2 separate regions of the Homo sapiens genome follow, and region 1 is linked to region 2. Evidence: chromatin loops called from intact Hi-C (ENCODE). Cell type or tissue: sigmoid colon. All regions are shown on one strand. Each heading gives the region's core, and the rest is flanking DNA. Links, peaks and the distances in the headings are about the cores only. Region 1 has its middle 64 kb from the start of SESN3. Region 2 overlaps LOC107984377 (a long non-coding RNA gene).

Region 1 (8,338 bases), core at 275-8,274, 410 kb before region 2:
GATGGGATAGGGGTAGTCATAAAGGAAGGGGTCTAGGGCTAAATATTTGCTATAATAATAAAATATAGCCCTCCTAGCTCTTCCCAAATCACATCAATATGTTGTAGCACACAAATACACACACACACACATGAAAATTTATTATTGCTAAATCAAGAAACCGAATAAAAGCAAGCACAACTTTACATATAATGTAGAAAATAATTTCTTGTTTAAGATTATCTTGCATTTCAAAAACCAAATTGTCTTTGTTATAATATAGTGGTGGGGGGAATCACACTTAAAAGCTGTGTGACCTCTGTGAAATTTAAACTTTAATTATCACTTAACCTATGAAAACTCTGCCAATATTATAACAGTAAGTCCCTTCAGAACCATAATTCAATTTCTGCCCGTGGGTTATATGGATAAATACTGTAAGAGGGGAAAATCAATTATGTGAACATTTAAGTGAGCCATAAAATCCAGGATTCCTTCTGGAGATGAGAGTTCCTAAATGTTATTTGAGAATTCCAGGATTATGTCAAAAGAATAATTATACCACCTTACTCTAGAGATAACTAAGGTTGATGACCATGCCTGGTAAGTGAGAATCTGAAAAAGTACAATCATAGTCACGGAATTTATACTGACAGAGAATATTAGAGAGCAAAGAGGCTGATAGAAGTAGCCGCTAAGATTTACTGAGTATTTACTATGGGGTATGCATGGCTTTAGTCCAACCCTTTCTGTTAGAAGTAAGGAAATTGAGGTCTGTGGAGGTAAAAAGACGTAGCCAAGCTGCCCAATTAGGAATGGCCAGAGGCAGAACTAGAACTCAAGATTTCTGACTCTTACTCCAGGGCTTTCCTTCTACTCCAGACTCTTTCTGTGAGCTAGAAGATCCTATCAATCAATCACACCTGCAGACTTTTTTTTTTTTTTTTCCATCACATAAATGTGCTGGGTACAGTGGAAAAAGCATGGACTTTAGACTCCAACCTCGATTTGATCACTTGCTTCTTACTAGAAAGTCTGACCTCCTGAAGGACTGCTGTGTTTCTCCGCCACTTCCTGGAATAAAGTCCAACATCCTTGCTTGGTCTGCAAGGCTGGCGCTGGTGGCTGAGGCTGTACTAATCTCACCAGCTTCACCTTATGATAGTTCCACCTCTGGCCTCTGCTCTACCTGTCCTGGCATGTTTTCCCTTCTTTGAAAGGCCATGCTTCCTTCTGCTGTTGGGGCTCCGTGGTGCTGGTGTGGGGAGTGCTCATTTGCCCCCCTCCTGAGTAATTCCTCGGGTCTCAACTTCAATCTCGCTTCCTCCGGGAGGTCTTCTTGGATCTCCAGATTGGGTTGGCTCCCTCTGCTACTTGTTCTCACAGCATTTTCACTTTCCCTACCATAATTAATTAATTACTTGTGTGGTTGTTGAATTGACACTCCCCTACAAGGATGCAAGCTTTGTGAGGCAGGGACAGGGTCTTTATTGTACATTTTAGTGTCCCCAGTACTGAGGTCCCTAGGAGGCACTTAAATATATGAATGAAGGAACCCACCTCGAACCTCAGTTTTTTTCTTCTATAAAGTAGATATAACAAGCACTGGGGATTGTCAGTGTTAAAAGGCATATTTATTTAAGGTATCCTGTTCAGCACTAGCAGCAGCATAGAACTTGATAAATGTGATTTCCATTTTATGCACCTTCTTCCTTCCAAGACAGTGCTCTGAGGCACCATGACTGCTGAAACATCTTAAAAAAAAAAAGAAAAGGAATTACCTTCTGCATAGTTTAGGTACAAAGTGTATTTTATGAATTCTGTGTCCTTGCATCCTGGTTGCCCACTGATGGTATATGTGGCAGCTTCCCATGAAACAGTGTATTTGATAAAACAGGGCACCTCACTTCCCAGCTGGACAGGATAGCACAGCGCTTACTGTAGGCATCATTCTATCATTCTTTTGGGGTCAGAACATGAAGCTAATCACCCTGCTGAATATGGAACAGATGAAAGGGGCGCAGCTGCTTTTCTCAGCTGGTGAGCTGCTGGAGCTTGAACCAGTGTGGTTTTCAGGTGTCTTTTTCCCCCAAAACCCAGACAGAGTGACAAGGAGGTGGCTCGGATTTGTGCTTACTGAAAGACCCTGGCCATGCTTTCCTTTGGAAGGAAACCCTTAGTTCTCTTCCTTCCCCCACAGCTAGAATCCAGACTGCCTGAAGACAATGAACTTTGTTTCCTTCTCAGCAGGCTCTCCTGTGGATTGTAACTCTCCTGGAAGCCCTTGACCCTCTGCCGCTTTGGAAACTCTGTGAGGAGTATGGGAGAGGAAACTGATAGACAGTTGGGGCCAGTTTTTTGGTTTTTTTTTTTTTTTTTGAGAGAGAGTTTTGCTCTTGTTGCCTAGGCTGGAGTGCAATGGTGCCATCTCAACTCACGGCAACCTCCGCCTCCCGGGTTCAAGCAATTCTCTCGCCTCAGCCTCCCTGGTACCTTGGATTACAGGTATGCGCCACCACGCCTGGCTAATTTTGTAATTTTAGTAGTGATGGGGTTCTCCATGTTGGTCAGGTTGGTCTCGAACTCCCGACCTCAGGTGATCTGCCCGCCTTGACCTCTTAAAGTGCTGGGATTACAGGCGTGAGCCACCATGCCTGGCCTGTTCTTTGTTTTTAACATAAGGAGAGGTGAGATGCAGCATGTTCAGGGATGTTGGCAACAGAGAAGTCATGTCACAAACTCTTTAGGATCAAGCTATGGATGGGTCAAGTTTGGGCTTACATTAAAGGGAAAGGAAACATTTTACTGTAATTTAAGGCAATAAAGCTAGTGTTTAAGGCCATGGGTATGAGATTAGATTTAGAACCAAGACTTGCCATTTATCTGTCTGGCCTTGGGTAATTACTTTACCTTTCGAAAACTCAGTTTACTCATTTGCAAAGTGGACACACTTTTAGTACCTATCTTATAGGGTAGGGATTGGCAAATTTTTTTCTGAAAAGGGCCAGAGGGTAAATATTTTAGGCTTTACAATACAGATAGTCTTCGTATCAAATTCTTTTTGTTTCTTAAACCTTCAAAAATATACAATTATCTTGAGGGCTATGCAAAGCAGTCCCAGGGCCATACTTGGCGTCCCCTGTGCAGGATTAGATGAGTAAGTGAGATAAAATATATAACATTGGACCTAATGTTTTATCTATATATGTTATGTATTGGTCCATTACATTGGACCTAAAACATAGTGAATTCTCAACAAGCAGTCAATGTGATTATTCACACCTGGTGATTGTGTGGAACGCTAACTAAGGGCAACAACCAGAACTTCAGGCTTATAAACTCAGCAACCCTGCCACACACACATCTAACAAAACGTACATTTACAAAGGAAAATGTAACTCATACAAATCGGAACTATTAATATGATCCTCATTATTTGACTTAAAGCATTTGAAAATTAAATATTAAATGCCCCTTTATGGGGGACAGCTGGGTGCCAAGCCTTTGCCATGCACCCCTTGTGTGTTATTTCACCACATTCCTGCTGGGTAGTTTCTATTGTCGCTGTTACAGAAGAAGAGCAGAGGCTTGAGGAAGGAAACTACCCCCGAAAACCAGTTCTGTCTGCCCAGGGCCTTCTAGTCTCTATTCTCTTTTTAATATACATGCATTTGCATCATCTTTTGCTCCCTGACTCTGAAATAGATGGCTGCCTGCTGAATGGAATTTAATGAGTGGTATACTAATTGTATACCTCCTGTGTGCCAAGCCCTGTGCTACGCACTGGAATTTTTTTTGAAGAGATAAAACAGTCTCTCTTGTTAAAGAGTTCAGAGTCTAGCAGGAAAGACACTACCTGTATAGCAAATCATAACATATTATGAAAGCATTCTATCAGTCATGCTTGGCAGAAACTTAACAAGTCAAGTCTTTGTCTTTTGAAGGCCATTGTGACAATGCCTAGATTTGTATTAAAAATATCCAGCTTGGATCCTATCACAATCTCCTACTTCAATATAAAATCTTCATCAGCTCCCTGTTACCCACAGAATGAAGCTCACACTTCTTGGATTCTATTCAAGGCTTTAAACCAAAACTTCCCAGTGGGTGTGCCAGATACGCTGAGAGGCTGATCCACCACAGAGCCTTGTCCTTTTCCCCTGATGTACGCTACACATATGATCATTATTCTACACGTGCCTTAATCTGAAGTTTGGGAAGAACTGTTTTTTACGACCTGTCCCTGACTTACCTTTCCTGCCTAATTGCCCTCAGCTGTCGCAGCGCACATGGTGTCTGCTCACTGATCCTTATACGTTGTCCATGTTTTTCAACCTCCACACCTTTGCTTATGTGGTTGTCTCTGTCTAGAAGTCCTGCCCTACCATTTGACTACTTCTGCATAGCCTGCAAATGCTTTACAACGATAACCAATAAGTTAGGTCTTTCATGAAGAATTGTCCAAGTTCATTGTCCCTTGAACTTTAATACTGTCTTATCTTTTTTATGGCACATGTCCTCTGTTATATCCTTAGTAGTAAAAGGACCTAGTGCTGCTGAGTCCGGCATGCAGTAGGGCTCAGGTGGCCAGCTGGCCAGCCCGCCTGTCTTTCCTGCTCTATTCGTGGAATCTTAGGAAAATTACTTATATCAGTGGCTCTTAAACATGGCTGCACATTAGAATTGCCTGAAAAGGTGTTTTATTTTGTTCTTTAATATCTGGATGACCAGGAAATACCCCAGACCAATTAAATAAAAAACTCTAGAGGGTCGGCTCCAGCGTCAAACCTCCCCAGGTGACTCCGCTATGCAGTCAGGGTCAACAGCCACTGTTTTAAACAATCTGAGCTTTGTTTCCAGGGTTTTTCTAAATATTAAATGCAATGTTTGCAAAAGCTTGGCCCAGTTCCTGGTGCATAGTGAGTGTGCAGTAACTGTTAATTGTTGTATTATATTTTACCCTGGTTTTTCAGTCCATTGCTAATAATGTCTTGCACAGAGTAGGTACTGAATAAACACTGGTTGAATGAACAAATGCTACTTAGGGAGACCTAAGAGGAAGCCCTAGAAGGTTGTTGCTGAGAAATGGCTTCAATGAGGAACTAAAGCTTGTGCCTAGAGAAGAGGCATGGGGTTGGCAGAGGGGCAAGTGTTCTATTCTGGGTGCAGGCAATGGGGTGGAGGGGGGTGTTAGCATTTACAGGCTTTGAAAGCAATAATAAAACCAAATAAAAGTCAGTCTGCTTTTTGTTATCACCATGCACTGGAAATTCCTAGCAACACCAGTGATAAAGTGTTTCTTGCAGGAGCAGACTTCTCCCAACATCCCTGCCCCCCTTCCCCTTACCTTGGTAACCACTGGCCTGTAGCCCAGCAGGAAAGGACTGAAGAGCTCTTATAGTCAGCACTATTAATGAACTAAATGGCTTGAGAAAGAAACAAGGGAACTGTAAATTATATTTATAAATTAAGTCATATAAAGCTGGACTAAGTAATTAAACTGTGCACCCATAATTAAATACTTGTATAGCATTTGGGCTCTGAGACTTCTTTCTGCTGTAATAAACTAGCTTTGACCTCTAAATGGTTGGCGGTCTGTGTGGTGAGCTAATGACTCATACAGAGGTGCTGGGCAGAGTGATGCCAAGGTCACTGTCTAAACAGAAGGATCCTTGAGGGATGCCCATAGAGGTGGTCAAAGCGATGGGTAAGTGATACACAGGGCAAGTGGTAAGTAGAGAGAAATCCTCACACTCCCGCAAACCTATGAGACGCAACGTTAGCATCCTAGATTAGTGAAGGAAGGTCAAGAAGCAGGCTGAACAGAAAGGGAAGGTCTTCCTATTTTCGGCCCCAGACAACCCTCACACTTTCACTTCCTATTCTCCCCTTCTGCTGCCCCACCTAGAGCCCCAGAAGTCAATATGCATTCTTTTAACACAATCTGCTTCTAATGTCTCTCTCTGCCTTTGCCCTTGTCATTCCCTGCATGTCCTTCCCTTCTCCTTTCCTCATTTAGCCATTTAGTCCTTCAAGATTTAGCTCCAGGGTACCTCAGGGAGCATATTTCTGGCTCATTTTGGCAGGTGATAAGTATCCCTCTGGTTCCCACAGTTACACTGAGGTATAATCCTCTACAGAACCTCTCCCCCTATAAGGTCCTAGGGACCAAAGCTCCTCTTACTAGTTCCTAAAAGTTGCTTGGCACAAAGGAAGATGCTTAATACTCATCTGCTAAGTGAGTAAATGAATGAAGGATAGTTCTGTGAAGAAGGAGGTGGTATTCTTATTTTTCAGGTAGAAGAGCTAGACTATAAGCTCTTGAGGCTAGGAGCTATATTTTACTCAATTCTATATGGGCAGCAGCAAGGTGCTCAGCAGACAGAAATTGTTCCATGAATATTTGCTAGGTGAACAGGAGACATCAAAAGGAGATAGGCTTTGGCACAAATTCCCCTTATCCCAGCTCCTCGCCTCCAAATAGAGTAAGCATACTGCTAGCACAGGTGTCAATGTAAACTGGTGTTTACAAAGCATTACTGTCTGTATAGTAAAAAGATGAAAAGAGAGCCAGAGCAGCCTTAAAATAGAGATCACACAAGAAATGAGGAGTCAAGAGGGCACAGTTAGGTTTCAGGGGAGAGTGATCAGCTGTCAGATAAGCTATGCAAATGGTAAGGGAATGTTTTCAGGATGAAAGAAGGAGAGGGGAGAGAACTGGGAGTTGGCGGCACTGAACCAGGAGGTGCTGGGAGGAGTCCAAGGGAGAGACCCAGCTGACTGTGTTGCTCACAAGCACCCAAGTGGTTCAGAGATGTGCCAGGGTTTGAAATCTGCTGGCAGTGGTTAAAGAACTCAGACTCTGGGCTCACATAGAACTGCCTAGGGTAGAGGTCTGCATTGCCATTCCTTATGTGTGACCTTGGGGAAGTTGCATCATATCTCTAAATCTCAGTCTCCTTATATGTATAATGGGAATAAATGTATCTACCTCTTAGTGTAGTTGTGAGAAATCAATGAGTTAATATATATAAGCAGTGCCTGGTACAGAGTAACTGCTCAATAAATATCAGCAGTAATAGTTACATGTAAAATCTAATTTGACATCTGACTCACAGATTCCATGTTTTTCTGTGCCCTTTACCCCAAGAAAGGGGAAAGCCCAAAGGGCCTCTGAGCACCCCTTATTTCTATAGGTAGCAGATATAGGAAGCTGGAGGGAAGAGCATTACACACTTCTTAGGCATTGTTTTTATTAGGGCTTCACTATGTTCATTCTGTTATGAAGTTTTGTGTTCCCCAGTGGGGTGCACAAGAGCCAATTGTGTATCCCTGGGAAAGTGAAGTGACCTCTCTGAGCCTTAGATCACCCATTTGTAAGTTTAGGAGGATTGTTTTTCTGATTCCCTAATGGACTTTCTTATCTAACATTTCATGATGCCACTAAGTCTAAATCAGTCAAGGCCTGAGCTGGGAGTCGGGGGAGAGGTGGGCACTGGCTGGGGACATCCTAGTTGCTTGTAAGGTCAGGGAGCTGCCATGGTTGCGGTCTTCAGTCTCAGAGTTCCAGAGAGTACTCAGAATGGCTGTATATCCTGCACTGGGAGAAGGGCAGAGGGATGAATGTCCCAGCGGGCCTCTGTTCTGGTCGGGCAGTGGCCATGAAACATCTACTGGGGAGCAGGGCAAGTATAAAGAAATATTGCAGGGGGTCCCTGCAGCCATTTGTCTCTCTGCAGCCCTGAATTTACAGGATTGCCAGGTAAGAATTAGATTAGATACTGCAATGTTTTCTCAGACCAGATGTCCTATCGTGTAAATCCCCTCAATATCAACCCTTACGGGCTTAATGAAGTTGCAAGAAAACCCCTGCACTCTCTACTTGAGCCCTCAGATTTATTTAGGTCATCTATAATTTGAGAAAATATCCTTTTCCATACCCAAAGGCTCCTTTCTGTGCTTCTCTCTTTTTCTCTCTCTCTTTCCCTGCAGACATGTTTTTCTGTAAATACTGCAGCTCAGCTCTGAATCACACATCAAAGCATTTCTTCTTCATTCATCTTTTGAGGCCAAATTGCAATTTATAATGTCTGTGGTTTTCACTAATCTGTTTCCATGTCATCTCACTTTAAATCAGCAGAAAGCAGCTCACAATAACACACTGAAGCTGCCCCATGGAAGCGAAGAGTGTAATTTGAGAACGGCATTATTGAGTCTCAGTACCCACAGGTAGAACTGTCTGGGGCCTTTATTATACCCAACATTAATCTCGGTAAACAACTTGTTTTGATGAAAGCTGAAAGCCAGATGAAACAACGAAAATTCATGGTTATCAGAAAACAAAACATGATCCCTTTCT
Region 2 (8,338 bases), core at 301-8,300:
ATTGTAATGGATTTCAGTTCCCTGGTTTCAGAGTTCTTCTCTTGTCATGTGGCTCATGTGCAGGTGTCACCTGGCCTTCTTCACATCACCCTGTGGAAAATGGGGCTCAAGGAACTGCCACAAAAAATTGATACTCTGCCTATTGCTGTCAATCTGAGTAATAAAATTCTTTGTTTCCAACCCAGGAGTTCTGTCAGCATCTATGAAACTGTAGCAGGCTAATGTATTAACTTACAAGTAGGATAAAATCTCAACCCTTCACAGTTCCTGATAATTTCCAGACATTATGATTTTTTATGCTGTCAGTAGGAATATTAGGTAGATGAAAACTTGGGAGCTAAAATGTCTTCTCTATCAACATTTAGAAATCGTTAAACATACCTCTCCCTCCTCCTCATTCCCACCTCCATCTAGTCTAATGTACCTTCTTAACCTCAATAATGAAAGGCTCTAATGGCCCATTTATTCAGTAGAGTGGATTTCTAAAACCCATTTTCAGATTACAGTTTGTGTGCCAGGATTACATTTGTTTTTATTAATAGAGAAAAGAGTCGAGCAGCTGACTTTTCAATCATTTAATCAACAAATGCATCCAGAGTACTTTCTTACTACTGTGTTAAGTGCTGCATAAAGCAGCCTCAGTTCCTGAAGCATCTTAACTTCTTTCACTGCAATAAAGAAAAATTTCCCTATAAAAAAGAACCTAAATGCTCAAGCCATTCATTCAGAAAGCAACCAGGAGAAACTTTTTTTTTTTTTTTTTGAGAATCGCTCTGCTGCCCAGGCTGGAGTGCAATGGCACAATCTCGGCTCACTGCAAATTCCGCCTCCCAGGTTCAAGCTATTCTCATGTCTCAGCCTCCTCAGTAGCTGGGATTACAGACGTCCACCACCACGAGGCAGGTGGATCACCTGATGTCAAGGGTTCGAGGCCAACCTGACCAACATGGCAAAATGCCATCTCTACTAAAAAAAAAATTTTTTTTATAAGAAGTCCTTTTTTTTATGTTTTAAATTCTCCTGGGTTATAAGAAGTCTTTTAGGCCAGGAGCAGTGGCTCACACCTGTAATCCCAGAACTTTGGGAGGCCGAGGAGGGTGGCTCACCTGAGGTCGGGAGTTTGAGACCATCCTGGCTAACACAGTGAAACCCCGTCTCTAATAAAAATACAAAAAAATTAGCTGGGCCTGGTGGCGGGCGCCTGTAATCCCAGCTACTCGGGAGGCTGAGGCAGGAGAATGGCAAGAACCCGGGAGTTGGAGTTTGCAGTGAGCCGAGATCGCGCCACTGTACTCCAGCTTGGGTGACAGAGTGAGACTCCGTCTCAAAAAAACCAAAACAAACAAACAAACAAAAAACAAAATTAGCTGACCATGGTGGCACACACCTAGAATCCCAGCTACTCAGGAGGCTGAGGCAGGAGAATTGCTTGAACTCAGGAAGCAGAGTTTGCAGTGAGGCAAAATCCCGCCACTGCACTCCAGCCTGGGTGACAGAGCGAGACTCTGTCAAAAAAAAAAAAAAAGAAGTATTTAAAAAGTATTATCTCTAGTCTATCCCTCTCGCAAACAGAAAGATAACCTCAGGACCCACACTTAATACCCTTCTGAATTTTAAAAACCTCTGACCTTCAGGAAACTCAAAGACTAAAGAGTCCAGACCTACCAAGCAAACATCCTTTAGCTACTACTGATTTATAGTAATAATAAAATAAAACATTGCTATCTGTCATTTCCAGTTAATTCAATTCATGGTGAAGATTATTTACTGGGGGAAAAAGAGCAGTGAGTCATGGCGAGGCTTTAAGAGCTGGGAAAGGAGCCATATGAATACACACACACACACACATTTTCATGTCAGCTTGAATCATGGCATTTTCTAAACAATGGTGCTTAAATGTTAAATCCTAAATGCATTTTACAGTTTAACAAAAACTTTATCACTTATCCTCAATCCTTCTAAGTCTCTGTGTTCCCCCAATTTAGTCCAGAATTTAACCTCTGACCCAACATAATACTGACCACTTCAATTTCAACCAAGTCTTCAGAGAGAGATTTAGGAAAACCAGTGCAACTTGTTTATTTGGTGGGGAGGGGATAAGTGCGAAAACTTACTGGATTATATTCCCAGGGTCCTCAGCAACCACCCATTAAGGCGCTGAAAAGTTTATAGAATAGTCCCAAGTCTTGCATTCTTTCTATGGGGGTGGGGGAGCCCCAAAAGATGTTCTGTTTCCTGTGACCTACCGCACCATTCACAGATGGTTTTTTAGCAATACTGCCTGTTTTCTCTGTGTTGGTTTCTCTTTAGAAGAAGGGCTACCAACATTCAGCAGATAGACAATGACACAGGCTGCACTGCTTGCTCTCTTGGCCTCATTCTCACCCTAATATGAGAAAAGACCTTGTCCCAGGTTTGCATAACTGTGAAACTGCATGTTTTAGGCAAAAACAAAAATGGTTATTCTATGCACACCAAAAAGATGGAGGAAGATGCCTAAGTTGACGGCATTTTCACAATGGAAAGACTTTTAGGTAGTTATTGAGTTGGAATTTGTTCTCTTCTCAATTAAAAGCTAGAGTTATTTATATAACTACTCACACTGCCTCCACTGAATGAGAGAGCTGAAAAAAATGAAGTGAAGCACAGGAAAGAGTTAAGTCATTCCTAGGTGACCAGTGCTGTGAGCTGACTGAAAAAAAGAAAATCTCTAAAAGTTCTAGCATGACACAGATCCAGGCAGTTGTGCTTAGAAGAAGAGTAATGAGAACTAAAGAGATACAGCTGATAGAAACTCATGTTAAGGCGTAAACTCGAAGCAATTGCAGATAGAAAGCCTGAGACTTCTCAAGTAGTTTAAGTGCTCCGATTCAAGAAGTAACCATTCCAATAGAAACCTATGGGGAATGTGGAATAGTGTCACATAAAAGATAATAAAATCACATACTAGAATTAGATGAAAAGGTGGGGGGGAAGTAAAGATCTATACATGGGCCAGGCAGAGACATTTCCTTTAGGTATCCCTGGATAAACCTTTTATCAGTTCTGTAATAACTTAAGATATGAAATACTGCAATTGCTTGACTATATATTATTTGCAGGAGTGGTGGTGGTGTATGTGTGTGTGTTTGTATTTGCTCGTTAAGTACATAGTTGAACCTAGTATATTCCTTGGTTATGGGTTTAATTATTCTCCTTCATTTGTGTAACACCTCATATAAATCCCCCAGTAAGAAAATATCTTGATGGATAATTATCTGGACTGGATCTGCCCAGTGGAAAATCACAACCAAGGTTCTGGTGATCAGGGTAAGCAAATATTAGAAACAGCCCTTCCAGAATGTTGCTTTAGCAGGATTATTCCTATTTGAATATGCCCTACTATATACTGGAAGGCACCAGGCTGCAGAAGAAGGGTCCCAGGAGATTTTGTTGCAGTATGTAACTCTCCTCATAGAGGGTGTGATTTGACAGAACTAAATGGCCTCCCCACCCCCAAATCACCTCCTTCATCAGGCTACCATGTGCCTGAAATTCTTCGCTCCCTTTTTTAAAGTGCAATTAGAGGGAAAGGGGTGATTACAAATTTAGTCATTAGCTTCTACTCAAACACTGATCAGGACATTTCTTCAGATTAACTACCAGGGGATCTTGAATATAGTGAACATATTTTACAAATCTAAAACTGGGTCAAGTGGTTGGACAAGTAAAAATGTAACTATGAACTTTTAAAATTTTTGAATTTATAACAGTACCAGAAGAACTGACATATTAATTTCTCATAGGCATGGAAAAGTGTTATTCTAATGGAGAGGAGAGGGAGGAAAGGCAATGGATCCAGGTGGAATGGAATAGTTCAGGGCCATTATTGCAAGAGAACATCATGGAATTCACAGAGGAATGGGAAGATAGGAAAGGACAGGGAAACAGCTGCTTCTGAAAAACAAAATGTCACAGGGCTGCCCTAGGTGACCCTAATGTTTCCATTTAGCCCTGAATATTTTTACTGCATTCTTCACGGGGGAAAAAAAAAAGTAAAGGAAAAGTAAACAAAGATAAAATATCCTACGCCCTTGAACATAAAATAAGGAGAAAGTGGATGTTCAATCCAACACTTCCTGAGTTTATACTCTGTGTCAACCCCTAAGCCAGGTGCTATCCCTTCACTGGGCCAAGGACCAGGCTATTGGGCATGTGTTACCATAGTGACACGCTACTGAGAACAACCTCATGCCCCACTTATACTGAGTCTTCTAAATATTCCCAAGGTTCCTCTCAAGCAGAAATAGATTTTTCTTCACACTTCTAAGAAAGGACTGTATTTATTTGTTTATGTATTACCATAAAGTTTAGCAATATGATGCAAAAACTAAGTGCTAGGAAAGAAAATATACTTTCATCGGGCATGCCAGGTGTTTTTGTCTGAAAGACTAGCATCTTACCTGACATCTGAGCAGAATATGAAGAGCTCTTAATCAAGTTTTCAATTTCATTTGCCAAGATAAGCTTGCATAATGTCTTTAGGACACAAATTTCCCAGCCTTCACTCCTCAAAACATCATGAAAGAGCTAAATAAAGTGAAAGTGGCAAGTGATACAGGAACTGAGGTATGTCAATTCCTTTAATGGGCTGGGAAGCTCCTGATTTCGAATTTAAGAAAGATACAGCCGCAGTCCGGCCTTGCCTAGAAAGGCATTGCTGGCAGCTCCCGCCCTGGTTAGAGAGCGCCCCCTACTGTTTCTCCTCTTTGTCGGCTCCAAGCATGCCAACACCCAGGCCGACTCACAGTTACAAAGCACCAATTGGACAAGTGTATCCTGGACTGTGAAATAAATTGAGAGGAAGAAAGCGCCAGCCTTGGAGCTGGGCAGAGAGGATCATATTGGAGGTTTGGAAGGAGAATTTCGGATTTCTCCTCACCACCCAGACCCCTGGTCCTAGGATGCCTTCCAGGAAGATCAGACATGGCTTGATTTAAGAGCAGAAGAATCTATCACCCGAATTTCTTTACCTCCTGTCACACATAGAAGTAAGAACAAGAGACAATCAGAAGGAAGTAAAGAACAAGCCAGAGAGACAGAGCAAAGGAGAACCAAGAGAAAGAACCCCAAAGGAAAAGAAGTGGAGAGAAGAACAGAAAAGGAGTCAGGCAGAAAATAATAGAATAGTCTTTATTTCCTTTTCACTCCCTCCTCTTTTTAAAACAATGTTTCTAATGAGCATCTAGTTTCATCTGAAAGTTTTTGAGCGCACTTGTTTACCTTTGCTACAATTTTCAGAGTTTAGCACTTTTGCGGGCTGGGTGTTGGGAGCTGAGGCTCAACTGTCATTGTTCATTTCTGCTGTGATTTTGCACTGATATTTGTATGTCATCATTTAGTCGTTTTGTTGTTTGTTTTTGCCATCAGCTTGTGTTTGTTGCAAGGCAGTTCTGCTGCTGTCTGTCCTCCGCTTCTGGATCCATGTCACTGCTCACACTGCCTCATTGACATCTTTCCAAGACTACATATCAGGACCCAAGCCTAAACAGGTTTCCCTCCCTCTGGAGAAGCACTGTGAGGTGGTGAAGTCCGGCCCCTCCAAGTGATTCTTGAAAGGGGCAGGTAACAAAAAATTATTGAGGGTGTTGGGGAACAGAACCATCATAGGTTTTCTTGTTTAATATACCTAATAAAATATGGAATTGAGAGGGACTAAAGTATTGTCCAAAGTCAAACAGCTTGTAAGTAACAGGATTTGAACCTGTGGATCCCAAAGTTCATTCTTTTCCCTACATTACACTGCCCCAGAGCTCTTGTAGCCCTGCCAATCTAGGCTCACTCCAAGAGAAATATTCCCCACTTGCAAGAGTTCGTAGAACTGTCCACACTACTGAAATTGTTATGTCTCTGGGTTTTCCTTTTAATAGGCACACGTACTCAAATTTGCATAATGTAAATGTAGACAGAGTGTAACTACCATGTAAGCACAACTACCATATAAGTGTTATGAGTGATCCTTTGGAAACAAGCCTAAAAAATCCTGAAATCATATGAAAACAGACACTTTTTATTCTCCTGGGAAGCAGATGACATCATTTTTTATGCAAAGTACACTAAGACAGTAGAGTGCTGGTGAGGTGCTGATAACGCAGCTCTCTGTCGGGAATACGGGAGCCCTAACTTCCAGTGTTTGCTGATTTCTGTGGTGTAAATATTTCCACCATGGCAAAATATAAGCTACTAATATGACATCACTGAATGCAGAACTGGGGAAAATTGTGCTTAGTTAGCTCTTGTGAGCCCACACAAGCTGGCACCGGCATACAACAGCACTAAGGGCCGCGCACCCATCACTGGAATTAGACTGCACGTGCACATCAAGGAAGAGAGCCTGTAGCAAGTACCATGACAAGCAGGATAGGGTGAAGTGTGTCAGTTCTGGAGCCCAACTGCATGTAGGTTTCAAAGCCCAGCTTTGCCATTACTAACTGGGAACTTGTGCAAATTTTTAAAATATTCTGTGTTGCATTCGTATATAAAATGAGGATAGTAATAGTATTTACTTTATAACATTGTTGCAAGAATTAAATGAACTGATGCATGAATAGGGTTTAAAAAGTATTACCTACTGTTATATTTTATGTGTTTAGGAGTATCTTACCCTACTAAAGATCATCTTGGCAATACCTCAAATAAAGTACAAGAAGAATAAGAATGATTGTCACTGTGGACTTCACAATTTCAGTGCTGAACATCAGTGAGAGTGATGGGAGTACTTTCAATCCCTAAGAATAGTTGCTTCTTCAGGCTCAGACACTCAGCTACTCTATGTGCAACCCCCTGCCACCTCCCGCTGTTGCAGAAAAAGCCATGGCAGCTTTTCAACCAAGATTCTTAAGACAGGAGAAAAGTTCCACCCTTAGGTAGACAGCAGGGAACCATACAATAGCTGGATCTACTCGGCACTGAATTGTTTGGAATAAAGAAGATTAAAACACTTTTATGAATGTATGTTCTTCAGTATCTTTTAATTTCTGTTCTTATTATTTTTAAAAAATCTATAAAGGTCTTACTCAGAAAAGTGAGGCCTTCTTAATTCTGGCAGACACTAAGACATACAGTCCTATTCAGAGAGAAAAAAAAAAGCAATGAGTTAACTAGACATATGACAGAATGAATCAATCTTTCTTTTGCTTTTCATGTCTACTTTTTGAAAATGCACATGATTATCTTTTCCATTCTGGGTCTATTCCTAATAAATTACATTTTATATTTTATTACCTCCTGCTTGAAATATTATAATAGCCATCAAAAATAATGTCCAGATTACAGTTTTGTTCATAAGTTATTTTATTTTATTTTTCTGTCTAACACAAGCCAGGCACTGCTTAGGACATGGTGGGGTTGGGGGGTAGGGGTTTGTCCAGCGGTAAAGAGTTGGATATGATTACTGTCCTGAAGGAGCTCACATTGTATTAAGGGAGAGAAACAGTAACAAAATCAACAAATACATGAATATGATAATTTTGGATTGTGGTCATTTGTATGAAGGAAATAAAGAAAGCGATATGGTAGAAAGGAGGCATCAAGGAGGATCTTTTAGGTGAGGTCTCATTTGAGCTGTGAGAAGGAACCAGCCATTTGAAGAGCAAGGAGAAGCATGATCTAGCCGGAGAACTGCAGGATGAAAAGCCATAGGCAGGGAAGAGCTTAGCATGTTACCAGAGCACATTCCTCCTCTTCCATGCCTTCTTTCAGTACCTATTACCCACTCCCTGCTTTATCTTCCTAAAATGTCCTTTAACAGTATCTTTTCTTTTAAAAAGCTGCAATGGCTTCACAATTCCTAGCAATTCAAATTCTTTGCCATGACCTTTGAAGCCCAGAACACTCTACCCCCTCCCACTTTCTGGGCTTTATCTCCCACTAATCCTCTGTACAAAGCCTGCACCAAGTTGGATTCCTCACCATCTCCTATATTGTTTCTCACAGTTTTGCTCATTCCATTTCCATTGGCTTGGCTTCATGACTTAGCCAGAACCCACATATCTTTCAGGGACTAGTTAAAAATGTTTTTATCTCTCCGGCATGCTTTCTTTTGAGTCTTTACAATGCTTCATATCGCTCGTGGTCAATACCAATAACTCATCAATTAAACTACCTAGTTGTTTAATTGTAAGTTTATTTATTTATTTCTCTTGTAAGTTTTATTATTTCATTCATGCCTGGTTCTCTAAGTAGTCGCATGCTTTGGGGGTAACATCCCCAGCAGATTTTTAAGCTCCTGGAGGGCAAGTAGTGATAGCTGATGTTTATTCATATCACACAGCACCAAGAACAAGGCCTTGGGCCTAAT

What was found. A loop is a pair of places that touch in the nucleus more often than their neighbours do. Peaks named below come from ENCODE experiments on the same cell type or tissue, not always from the same donor. Only the 100,000 strongest peaks of a DNase experiment are listed, where the experiment ranks them.
Region 1: it touches region 2 in a loop (2.6-fold over the local background); 3 of 110 quality-filtered maps call a loop at or near these places.

The regions. Positions count from the first base shown.
Region 1 is chr11:95,291,096-95,299,433 of GRCh38, forward strand. No RefSeq gene overlaps it. Among named protein-coding and RNA genes, the nearest start is that of SESN3, 64 kb to the left of the region's middle. In sigmoid colon, for the core only: no CTCF peak of the experiment used is centred there; a DNase peak (open chromatin) is centred at 5,246; H3K27ac peaks cover 403 bases.
Region 2 is chr11:95,700,991-95,709,328 of GRCh38, forward strand. It overlaps LOC107984377 (a long non-coding RNA gene), which reads left to right. Exons shown (of 2, transcript XR_001748337.2): 2 at 1-184. Among named protein-coding and RNA genes, the nearest start is that of FAM76B, 85 kb to the right of the region's middle. In sigmoid colon, for the core only: CTCF peaks have their summits at 4,750 (motif pointing left) and 4,950; a DNase peak (open chromatin) is centred at 4,731; H3K27ac peaks cover 200 bases.